Regions from separate parts of the Mus musculus genome. Here region 2 is linked to region 1. A link is a contact called in ENCODE Hi-C or POLR2A ChIA-PET data. All regions are on one chromosome and are shown on one strand. Each heading gives the region's core, a stretch centred on a gene start or an enhancer-like site at or near the end of the contact. The rest is flanking DNA. Distances are from core to core; before and after follow the strand shown. Region 1 holds the start of Cflar (CASP8 and FADD-like apoptosis regulator). Region 2 holds the start of Ndufb3 (NADH:ubiquinone oxidoreductase subunit B3).

The links. A loop is a pair of places that touch in the nucleus more often than their neighbours do. ChIA-PET counts read pairs that join two places held with the same protein, here RNA polymerase II (POLR2A).
Region 2: a map of heart shows a loop between it and region 1 (2.9-fold over the local background). The contact joins the promoter of Ndufb3 here to the promoter of Cflar in region 1. A Hi-C loop is called at or near these places in 1 of 37 maps with a recorded cell type or tissue (heart). POLR2A ChIA-PET finds 5 or more read pairs at or near these places in 1 of 5 experiments (Patski).

What each region holds. Positions count from the first base shown.
Region 1 is chr1:58,710,399-58,716,688 of GRCm38, reverse strand. Cflar (CASP8 and FADD-like apoptosis regulator) reads right to left here and starts at 3,403. Exons shown (of 10, transcript NM_207653.6): 1 at 3,030-3,403.
Region 2 is chr1:58,582,618-58,588,907 of GRCm38, reverse strand. It overlaps Ndufb3 (NADH:ubiquinone oxidoreductase subunit B3), which reads right to left and starts at 2,511. Exons shown (of 3, transcript NM_025597.3): 1 at 2,238-2,511. It overlaps Fam126b (family with sequence similarity 126, member B), which reads left to right and starts at 2,575. Exons shown (of 13, transcript NM_001310598.1): 1 at 2,575-2,696.

The DNA of each region.
Region 1 (6,290 bases), core at 2,154-4,653:
AAAGACCAAAGCTGTACATATGATCACCATATGGAGCTTCTAAACATGCCTTTCAATATATAGAGAAGTTTTTCTAATTATAAAAAGTTCTCTTTGTCGTAAGAAACTCTGGAGCAAGCCAGGAAGCAACGCTTGTCTGTGGTCGCTCAAGCTTCCTGCCCTCCCTGCTTTTGATGATAAACAGTGGAACTGTGAGGGGTGGGGGAGGAAAGACTCTGAAACGGACAACTTGAGGAAATAAAGTAACAAAGTGTCCATCTGCTTCTTCTGATCCCCCTTGGTAGTCCTGACTTCTCGCCTATCTGGTCCTGAACGATTCTTTGACATTCCTGAAAGCAACCATGGTTAACGAGACTGATTCCACATTTAGGCTGAATGGTGGCCAGCTTGTTTGTGGAAAGCCTGGGCAGAGAGCAATTGCATCATTTCTCCAGGGTAAAGCCTTGTGCTATATATATAAAACCCCCTGTTCCCACCACAACATTTTAATAGGTTCCCTAGGCCTTTAAGCACACCCTTAACTATCTGTCAGATTAAAATAGTATGGCCTTGGGGTTTAAGCAGGGCATAAGTCAAGCATAAAACTTTTGTTCAGGTTTCAGTAGTCACTCAGCCATGGTTCTGTATGTAACTTGTTACTACTTTTGTGTTTCCTAATTAAAAGGGGGTAGGAGTGTCAGTCAGCAGAGAAATGCATACACTTTCATTTCCATCAGGGACTTTGATGGACCCCCTCCGTAACACCTAGAGGTGTTTGAGCAAGATATCTGTAAAGTGCCTACCTTTTAAACAAAGATCTAACTTTTAAAAAATGCTTTTCAGTCAAGCATGGCAGTGTGTACCCATAACTAAGGTAACAGAGAGGACCAGGAGTTCAAGGTTGGCCCAGGCTCCAGGAGACTCAGTCTCAAACAAAACCAAAAACTAAAGCTACAAGAGAAAAAAAGTATTTTTTAAAAGATCACAGAAATATAAGGCAAAGGGGGACTTTTAAACATGGAACATTTCACAGGTCCATGAAGCTCTGGTTCCCACTTGTAAAACAAGATCTTTGAAGGAAGTCACTTACTTCAAAGCACACTAAACCTTGAAAGTAGTTAAAGCAAGTGGAGTTTTCAATCACACTGAAAAACTGAGGTGGGCTGGAGAGATGGCTCATCGGTTAAGAGCACTGACTGCTCTTCTTCTAGAGGTCCTGAGTTCAATTCCCAGCAACCACATGGTGGCTCACAACCATCTGTAATGGGATCTAATGCCCTCTTCTGGTGTGTCTGAAGACAGCTACATTTTATTCACATACATCAAATAAACAAATAAGTAAATAAAAACTGAGGTATTAAATGTAGATCAAAAACTGTGAAAGACCTGGGTGCAGGAGCTCATGTCAGTAATCTTCGCGCTTGGGAAGCTGAGGAGGATTTGGAGAATTCAAGGCCAATCTGTGCTGCGTGGTGAGTTGCAAACCAGCCTGGGCTATAGTGAAGTGCTGTCTTCAAAATCAGAAGATACAGCCGGGTGTGGTGGCGCACGCCTTTAGTCCCAGCACTTGGGAGGCAGAGGCAGGCGGATTTCTGAGTTTGAGGCCAGCCTGGTCTACAGAGTGAGTTCCAGGACAGCCAGGCCTACACAGAGAAACCCTGTCTCGAAAAAAAAACAAAAAACAAACAAAAAAATCAGAAGATACCACAGTCTTCTTCAACTGAAGAGTTCAATGCAGAACACAGTCTCGAATAAGTGGTAAATCTGATACCGAGTTGGCAGAACTTAATTCTTTCAATGTGTTCAACCAAAGAAACCCCAGAAAGAGGAAAATAATGAAGCTAAGATTTGTTGTTGTTGTCTTTGTTGTTGTTGTTGTTGTTGTTGTTTTCTGGCATTAAATGGACAAAGAAAAAGTGGCTATGAGTACAGATCATCGAATGAGCATAAATATAGAATAAGGTACAAAGAGCAGAAAGAGTTCAATTTTACCTAGAAAGACAAGGGCACACAGACAGACAGACACACACACACACACAGTCTTTTTCTTTCAATAGTGACACAAAGGAAGAAATTGTTCCCCAAAGCTAAGAATTGAAGAGGGAGGAGAAAGAAAGAAAAAAAAAGAGCCAATGAAACAAATCCAAGTGGCCACTGCACAAGATGGGGAAGGAGGGGAAACTAGGATGGAAACAGAAAAACAACACCACAAACATCTGTTCTGAAAGACTGTTTGGAGAAAGAATACGAAAAGGAGCTGGATGGCTGGGGCCAAGGGAAGATTCCCAATTTTTTTAAAGGCAACCAAAAGACTGTATTTGAGTACACCAATGTATGTGACTAGAACCAGCCACCTCTGGCTGTCGCTAGGGAATGGACTCGTGGGAGGTGGGGGCAGTGTCTGTATTTACTTTGCAGGTATATTTTATTTATATTATAACTTGCCTGAAAGGTTTTGGATATTAAAATGCAATGCAAAATAAGAAGTAAAATCCTTAGTAAGGAGCAAGACAGCTGCCCCAGGTGGGGTGTCAAGTCTTCCCAGAGGTGAAGGTCAGCTAGGGCGTCATAACACAGGTAGTGCTTCTTGTTTCTGAGATTTAAGAGAAATAATGCTTTGAGTATAGGAAGGCCCTGGGCCAAACCCTCACTGCCTCACTCTTGGCCAGCAGGCTTCTTGCCAGGATAAGCTGTCCTTGAGCTTTGTCCAGGCAGCCTCTACGCTGGGATTATAGAAACAAACAAAAAACACCCAAGTACCTTGTTCGAAATTTCACGCCATCCAGAGTCACACACTAAATTAACAAGGAGGCATTTGAGTCCAGTAACAAGTTTAATTTAATAAGTCTTTGGCTCTCTTCAAGAAAGACTTGGATTTGAATGTGCCACAAGTCTGGAGGTGCTGTGAGTGGATCCCCAAAAAGCACAGAAGGAACCAAGAGTGGAAGATAGGAAACGAACACTTTCCTACATTAATCAGGAGTCAGCTCTCCAACTTCCCAAGTCCCTTTGGGAACTGCAAGAATAGGAGGGGTTCTGGGATTACTCACACCGGGCGGTCGCCGGCCCATCCCACTCAACAACGGCTTTGTCGCCTGTCTTCGCTGGAGACCACCAGAAAACTGGATCGAACGAGACACTGGAAAGAACACAGAGAGGAGCAGACTCTTCAGTAGGCGTCCAGGAAAGTTAGCCTGCGGAGCTGGCCCAAGCTGCTAGCCAGGTGACGCGCCCAGCGAGCCCAACAGGTTCAGGAATGAGATGCGACCGCTCTCTCCCAGCGATAAGGACGTCCCCAGAGTACTCTTGCGGGGGCAGAATCGCGAGTGTGAGCAAAGAGAAGGGCTCCGAGAAGATGAGAATGGCCGCCATTTCACCAAAACTGAATCGAGGCCATTGCTGAATTCCACAATCCTAACAAGAGGGCGGAGGAAAGTTACAGGAAGCCAGAGAGGAAGCCAACTTCCGCCTCTAGGGGCGAAACTGACCAGTCAAGGCTCAAAAAAAAAAAAAAAAAAAAAAAAAAGAAAGAAAACCCCAAAGACCGCACATACCCCAAATCCCGCCCCCCATGCTACTTCTCTGAAGGAAGGAAACACCCCACTTCCCACCCACCCACCCCCCACCCGGGTTTCTCGCAGCTTGGGAAACTAGGTTAGCAAGTGGTGACTTGCTAAAGAATTAAATGTCATCAAAAACAATGTACAACATAAAACTTCTGGAAAAATCCATTGAAGCTGAGTGTGGTGGTGTACGCCCAGCTTTGGGGGCGGGCGGGGGTGGGGTCGGCTGCTGAGAGAAGATTTTAGCGGTCAAATCGCTTGCTTACCCAAAGCCTCCACCTCCGCGCCCCACCCCGCCCCCCACCCCCCACCCCCCCCCCACTCCCCCCCCCCGCTCCAGCTGCCAAGTGAGGTCTCTGCCTTCAGAAACCCTGTGCTCTGGACATTGGTCACTGAATACACACAGTACCTAAGTGTCATCCCAGCTGGTTGGAATAAAGACTTTCAATAGGCTATGAACTTTGGCTACGTGGTTATCTCTGGTGGACTCCCAGGAACAGTGACTAATAGCGACATACTCTCTAATCCTAGTAATCCAATCAGGAGGCAGACACAGGTGGATCTCTGCACAGTCTAGGGCAGCCTGGGCTACACAGTGAGTTTAAGGAGAGCCAGGGCTGTATAGAGAATAGAGTCCTGTCTCAGAATACCAAAAAATAAAATAAAAAAATAATTTGCTTACAAACCAAGCTTGTTTGTGATACCAGAGAGCTGAGCTTTCTGCTTTGTTCAGAACCTTTTGTAAACTAGGAGGTCGACCTTTTATCTAAAATCTCTTCTTAGGTTTTAAATTTTAGATCATCCCTATTGGTCAAGGCCTGACATATGACACTCCCTTCTGGCCCCACCCCTTTTACTGTTAAAAAATTTTTTTTCGAAGGTTACCTGAACCCGGAGGATTTAATTAGACTCCTTGAATTTACTTCCAGCGAACTTGTCCACCAAAAGAGAGAGAGAGAGAGAGAGAGAGAGAGAGAGGGAGGGAGAGAGAGAGAGAGAGAGAGAGAGAGAGAGAGAGAGAGAGAGAGAACCAACTTTTCGAAAGGAAAGCTGGAAACTGGACAGTTCAACTCCAGGAAATGAGTAATTCTCTAGATGTTTTGTGCTTGACTAATTGTGGCTCGGCCAGCAAAGTTAATCTTTAGTTTTCCGACAGGAACACAGGAATGCTCCCCCTTGGGGGTTTATGGGTGCTCCCTCCAGTCCTCAATGCAGTCACTACAGCTCCGGGGTGCCTTAGGGTCATTAAGGGTCACTTCCCTGAAGATCCCATCCCCTGAACACACCAGGCCTCCTTGAACTGGGAGTTGTTGCCACCTGTGGTCGCCCTGAGCCCTGGTTCTTACCCAGCCAGCAAAGCCAGTAAAGGAGCTACAGTCCTCCGCGCCCTCCCGGGCTCCGCCCGCCATCCCCTGTGCGCCAGCGCCGGCGCCGGACTCGTAGCGACCTCCTTGCCGGGCTAGAACGCGCACGGCACAGCGGCCCGGGACTTAGGGTCCCAGGCTCGCGCAGCGTCGCGAGTAGCGCGCCAGTTACACCGCGCAGGTCACGTACCTGTCCGGCCCTAAGTGGCCGCTTGAGAGGCTCAGGTCTCAGAGACTTCGCTGCGTGCTTTAGGGTCCGCAAAATGGAGACGCCCAGAAACCGAAAGCAGACGTGGCAGCAGGCGCAGCGTCTCTGAGCCCTGGCTCGCATCCTGGGCCGGGTTTTTAGCAAAGACAAAGGTCTTCCGAGCAGTCAGCATAGAGGCCGAAAAGCATTCTCTCCAGACCCTTACTTGACTTTATAAAGACAAAAAAAAGTCTTTGGCTAGATACACTTTTAAATACAGAAAAACACAAATAAAATAACAAATATCTTTATTTCTACCAGTCTGAACATGTAGGCTTCCTTTTTTATCCGGTGGAGCCGCTCCAGTGGAAGGAGACAAAGTATCAACACATTTTCTGTGTTACTCTCTTGGAGGCCTTGTGGTGGAAGAGGACAGGAAGCAAAGGAGAGAATCAGCTCTACAAGTTGTCCCCTGATAACCACGCGTGTGCCAGGGCATGTGTGCCCACACACATAAACATAATAAAATTAAAACTAAGCCTTTAGCCTTTAAGCCTCGATCTAAATTACACTTTAAAACTTGTTACTTAAGGACTGGAGCAGGTGGTACAACTAGTAAATATTTTTCCCTGCTCCCAAAGACTGATGACTTGTAAAAGTAAAAAGAAAGAAAAAAAAAAAAAAAACCACACCCACACAGGTAGCCTCCGTGTGTGCGATGCTGTACGCATGTCAATGCAGATATGGAACACACAAAATAATAAAGGAAAAGTGTAAACCATGTAACTCAGCTACAGAATATATATCCCATAAAATAATAGGACACAGCTGTCCCCGGCAGAGCCTGTAACCATACTCGGGTATGTCTTACTCTTTCCCAGAGCATTTCTCTACTAACCTCTAGTCTTACAACCCATGGTAAAAATGTCGTTTAACCTCAGCCTCTCAATAGGATTCTAGGATTCTAGGCCTGTGTTCACCAGACCCAGCTCAAACTCTTAATTCATTCATTCACTAGTATATGACATTATTTTTTCTTGTGTATCAAGTTTTATTTCTCACTCTTACAGAGTTCTTATAAATAATACTTGGATAACTAAAATTTAACAGTATATATGCCCTTTCTATATAGGAGAGCATGCTGAGAAGACAAAAATGTTGTAGCAAGAACTTTTAGGGGGCTGGAGAGATGGCTCA
Region 2 (6,290 bases), core at 1,262-3,761, 130 kb after region 1:
CCAGCACTCAGGAGGCAGAGGCAGGAGGATCTCTGAGCTGGAGGGCAGCCTGGTCTACAGAGCAACTTCCAGGACAGTCAGAGCTACACAGAGAAACCCTGTCTCAAAAATCAAGGTGGGGGTGGGTGGGTGCGGAGGTAAGGGTGGTGGGAGAAAGGACATTCAGATATGTATGGCCACCAAGTCCTCTCCTGGATATGTGCTGTCTCATTTGGTAGCTTTTAACATTTAAAATGTGGCTAAAGAGCTAAGGAACTGGGAATTTTAATTAATTTAAATTTCAAAATAAATTCTTTTTAAAAAGATTTTATTTGTGGTATGTGTGTGTGTGATGTGCATGGGAGTGTCCTTGGATGCCAGAAGAGGGGTATTAGATTCCTGGAAGCTGAAGTAATAAATAGTTGGTGATTGTGAGCCATTTGGTGTGGGTGCTAGGAGCCCAATTAAGGTCCTCTGGAAGAGTAGCAAGTATCAAAGCAAACTCTTAAATCAATTATAAGAAAATACTGAAGTGTATTTGGACTTATCTGGGTGTATGAATACTTTTTTCAAGTGTAGTTTTTCAACCTAAAAATACAAATACAGACCAAGTATTTATATTTATGAAAACAATATATGTGTGTGTATATATATATATATATATATATATATATATATATACACATATATATATACACATATACATATATACTGCATATATAAAGTACATACATTTTTGACAGCATGAAATGTAGAATAATTCATTAATAGTATATATAAATATACATATTTATTCAAGAGAAGGTTTCTCTGTGTAGCCCTGTCCGGGAACTTGCTCTGTATACTAGACTAGTGTTGAACTCTGAGACTCACCTGCCTCTACCTCCCAAGTGCTAGGATTAAAGGCAACCACACCAGGCTTCAGGCTTAAATATGTTTAACATACTGGGTTAGATGAATTTGTTTTTTACTTTTACTGTCTACTAGAAATTTTAATTTTACATATATGGCTTCCATTGCATTTCTACTGGATGTTATCTCTTAAGAGAAATTCCTGAATGTGCATGACATTGAATATGTTTATTAGATTTTTTTTTCCAAATAAAGCACACATTACTGTATCACTGGGGTATGAGCCACCCCTATCTTACAAGAATATTGTTTATTTACTTGAGACAGTCTCACAAAGCTCAGTCTCACCTCAAACTTGGTATGTAGCCAGGGAAACTTTGAACTCTTACTCCTTCTGTCTCTGTCTCCCAACTGCCAGGAGTACAAGCCTGTGCATCATGCTGGGCTCCTATTTTTAAGAGTATTTCTTTAAAGTCATGTGTGGTGTGTGTGTGTGTGTGGATGTTCATGCAGAGGTCAGAGGGCAACCTAATCCAACTGGTTCTCTCCTCTTCCACAGAATGAGCGAGTTCTACTGCACTGAGGGCTCAACAACAGGAAATTATTTCACCTTTAGAACTGTCCGTTTAAGAACAGAAAAAAAAAAGGATTCAACCATGAATGAACACATAATTATGGAAAATTTAAATGCTATCTGCCTATGTCAGAAGTGAACTCAAAAGTTTGGTGATGATCAACCTTCACTAACGATGGCTTGTTCTATCTAGCACTGGGGAAATGTTGACTTGCTTTCCCTAAGGAAGAAGAATGTTACATCCATTACATATAATTTTACAGTTTATCAGGGATTTTCAAGGGTGTATCTCAAATTTCCCTCATTTAAAAACTGAGATGACCATTAAAATATGGGAAAATACAAATGAACTGCTATTACTTTAGTATCCAATCCTTAATCCTAGGATTATGCAGTAGTCTTGATTTTGTGACTTGCTCTTTTTCACTTAAGCACTGTGTCGTAAACACTTATATTTGGGAAACCGTACTTAAAATACAAGCTTGTGAAGCAACCGTTGCAATTATTTCTTCTAGTTTTAAGTATTTTCGGGTCTGAGCTGTTCTTTACCCTATTCAAATACAACCCAAAAAGCCAGGAGGCGAGGAGTACATTGCATCTGGTAGCGGCGGTTTAAAACATCTCTGGGATTTAACAACCATCGTAATTCTCAAGACATCCTTCATCCGCCTCAACACAGCCCAGCAAGAACCTTGCAGCGGCGCTCCCTAGCTAGATCCCGGATCTTCTCCCGGTCTTATCGGATCCCTTCAGCCCTCTCCACTTCTGCATTCCCTGGATAAAGTTTAGATTATGCGTAATCCAGAAGTCTCCCACCAGCTCCCTAAATTACCTGACAGCAATCTGACCTCCCGGGACACTCAATATTCAACCTTACAGCCGGAGACAACCGGAAACGGACGTTGTTTCCTCTAGTTTCTTACGACAGGAAAATGGGGGAGATGGTAAACGTTCCGGTACTGGCGCAAGGCTCCCAGACAACGTAGAGATGACATGAAGGAGCCTGGAAGTAGAGATTATTTCCCACACTTTGCAGCTGGAGTCTGCTTGAGGTAGAAGATATTGAGGAGAAGGACGATAAAGCCGTGTTTGTCTTGCTCCAGGACGGAATCTTTAGGCGGAGCACCGAGAGGCGGGCCAAAGTCATAGCGCAGCCAATGAGAGCGGTTGTTATTAAGCGCGTGGGCCCACTCAATGAGAAGGCTGGTTGTTATGCTGCAGTTGGCAGGCTGCTGCGGGAGGCGGTGGCGGTGGCGGTGGCGGTAGGAAGCCTGAGGCTGCGGGGTGACAGGTAGGCGGCGGTGCTGTCTTGGGGGGGTTGCGGGGGGGGGGGCGCACGGTGCCGGGTGAAGAGGAATTTCTCCTCCGGCTTCGGACGCCGTAGTCGGGAGCTGACGAAGGTGAAGTGGGAAGGCAGCAGGACTGTTGGATCCGAAGCCCTGCAGACCTGGGAGCAAGCTCGGGAGGGTCGTGAGGAGAAGGCGTCTGCCGAGGCGGCTTGGGGATGAGTGTTGTGGGGCAACTTGGGGCCCTAGCAAGGGCGTTAGGGTGTCGGTGGCGCGGGCTGAGGCGGGAAGGAGGCGGGAGCAAGACACAGGTAGTGAGGGCTGAAGGGATGTCTTGCAAGAAGCCTCAGGTAAGAGAAGGACGTGGTATTGCAGACACCTGCGTGAAATCCTAGGTGTTCTTAGGGCCGTTTGCTGGGATGGGGAGAGGTGCGGAGAAGAAAGATATTTATTGGTGGTCAGCTCTAGAAATTGGTGGTTGTACATTATGTAACCCATGGCAGTTATTTTTCCAAGTAACTCGACTGACCCTGGTAGAAGAAGAGCTCTGCAACCCATTGATGTATCTGAGCACTTTGTTCTTGTTGGCTCCAGCGTTCTCTCTACCGAGGCAGGGTCTGTAGGAGGAGGACAGCGTGAAGGCAAGAGTAGTCACGAAGCGCTTATCCCAAATATGGACTTTGGTTGCGAGACAACACGATGTTAGCTTTAGAGGAATGTTGTCAGATTCGTGTTTTGTAGTACAGGAATTTGCTTTGCGGCTTTAACCTTCAGAAAAGTGGAGAGCCTTTTAAATCTATAGACGAAGATAAATGTAGATTAGAAAATGAACAGTAAATTGGTAGACAACTCGCCCCCAGTGTTAAGGACTGTGAAAATAAGTTGGGAATCTTAGCAGAGGAGTGTCAACTTTTAAGTGATTTCCCTTGTTAAGTCTAGGAAGCTAGTTGTGAGTTATGCCTTAGGCTTAAAAAAATAAGTTCGTTGAATGTCATGGACATAGATAAAATTTATGTACAAATTTAAAACTATTTTGTTTTGAAAAGTCTTTTAAATCCACGGTTTGAATGGTGAAATACAGTCCTAAACAAATCCCTGTCGGCGAATATTGTGGAAGGGCACTTTTATAACTCATTGGAAAAATATCTTTAAAAAGTAGCACTATAAATTATTAAAATGTAAGAGGCCTGAGATGCTGCCGTCAAGTTAGACGATGAGGACAAATGTATCCAGGAAGTATATTGTCTTTCTGGGCTTGTTATTTAACTACATGTTAGAAAAACTTTCTAAGATGTAATCTTTTTCTACTATTGATCATTTATACATAAATATTTATACATATACATAACATAAACATACATATACATAAACATTTATGCATATACATATAAAGCTAGAATTTTTCTCTCAAAATATTGTTTGAGTAGAAATGGGTCATTAGTATTTGTTTTGAAATGTCCAGCACACTGAGGTATTTGTCAGTGCTTTAAATAAAAAAATTTAAATGATACTGGTGTTTTATTGCTTGTCTTTTATCTTTTTACAAGAATAATGGTATTTTGGTCACAAAGAAAGCTTACATTTTGCTTTAGGTGAAATTCTATAGTGCTTTACATACAAAAAATACGGTGTTTACATATTGAAAACAAATATTTGCCTTTAGGTAGTTTGATTTAAGAGAGAGCATGTGTGTTTCTGTGTCTCTCTTATGTAACCAGCCCACTCTGTTTGAGAGAACTAATGGTTGATTTTCAGTGGCCAGTAGGTGTCATTGTAGAATGCCATAAATTGAACACTTGAGTAGGGAATTACCAAAGAGTTTAAAAAACAGTCCCAAATTGGCTTCTAATAGGATCTGGATGATTATTTATAAATCATAGAGATTCTGTCTTTTGAAAGATTTCAGTGTCAAAACTATTTGTAAGTGATTTGACACACTAATTGTAAGGAAATATTTTTGCTTGTTTCAAAATGGTTCTTGAATGTTTTGCTTCTTAATATAATCTTTAATCAATCTCTCTCTCTCTCCCCCTCCCCTCCCCTCCCCTCCCCCCCCTCCTCCCCCCTCCTCTTTCTCTCCAGACAGTCACTATGTAGAGTGGGCTGTCCTTGAATTCATAGATATCCACGCACCTTGCCTCCTGAGTACTGGTGCACCACCACAGCCAGTCCTTAAAGTCTTTCTTAATAGCTAGTATTGATTTGTTTCACTGCTGGTAGTTCACAATTTTTACTTCTTATTGTAATATATTAAGGTCTAGAATGATTTTCAGTCTGACTGAGCTTTATTATAGAAAAAAAAGTACTACATAGTTAAAGTTAACTGCTTTCCATGAAACATTTTTTTTAAATGATATGGGCAGAAACCTCAACCAAGTTGTACTGTCAACAAAAATAATATTTTGTTGTTCTTTTAATGCCAGAACAGATTGTGTGTGTGTGTGTGTGTGTGCGTGCTTCATTGCTTGTTGCTTTTCCCCGCCTCCGGAATATTTTCCCCTATATATTTCTGTAGACTATATACTTTTCTCACTATAGGAACTGAATATTTCTTAGTGTCTAAAATGTAGTATAGTGGATTCCAGTGAGGGCTGGCACAGAAATCTATGAAGGTGGTTTACACCTACTGTAATGGAGCTCATTGCTGCCACAGTCTTCTGATGAGCTTGTCCTTTTTCTAGGTCTGTTCCTTATGCTTGCCATAATATAATTGTTTTTAAAAGGAGGGGGCTTTGAGGGGTTAGGGAGATGGCTTAGCAGGTATAGCACCTGCTATGCAAGAATTTGGATCCCCAGGACCAACATATATGCCAGATGGGCATTGATGGCCATTCCATAATCCCAGCACTTAGCGAGGCAGAGTTGGGGACCCACCGGTGCAAGCTGACGAGTTGGCCTAGTCACATTGGCAAGCTTTGGATTCAGCTGAACATACCTCAGTGTATATAAAAGTGCAGAGTGCATGAGGAAGACACCGAATCAACCTCTGGCCTTTATATAATATACACCTGCACATATGTTCACCCCTACACAGCAGCCACACCACGTGCACACAACCACACATGCACACTACTGATGAAAGAGTTGGATCTAATTTTGAGATTCCTCTATGCAGAAAGAGATTTTAAAATAGTCCAGGAAGCTTTTTAGTTCGTAAAAAAGGACACACAGAGATATTTTTTTATCTGAACTTCGCTTTAATCTTAAAGGTGGAATGTGAAGGAGGTAGGTGCGTTTGGAGGGAGGACCCTGAATGACTTGCTTTACATCTGAACTTCACTTTAGAACCTTTGATCTAACTCAGCTCCTGTCACTTGAGGGTGTGAGCCAGTAACAGCAGCTTTAGCTGAGTGAACCAGCTGCCAAATCTACCAGGATTTTATAGCTCAATAAACTGTTTGTATTTAATGTCATAGCTAGAGTAGTTTTCTAGCCAGAAGTTGAAGTTGCCAAAAATAAAAATGTGCTGAATGTTTTGGTTTGAATTAGTTTCTTCTTGGCAGTTAACCACTTTCCATAAGTCAAGCAATTTCTTTTTACAAATTAGTCCTATACTAATTAATTAAAAGATATTTATTTATTCATCTTATTTTTCTCAT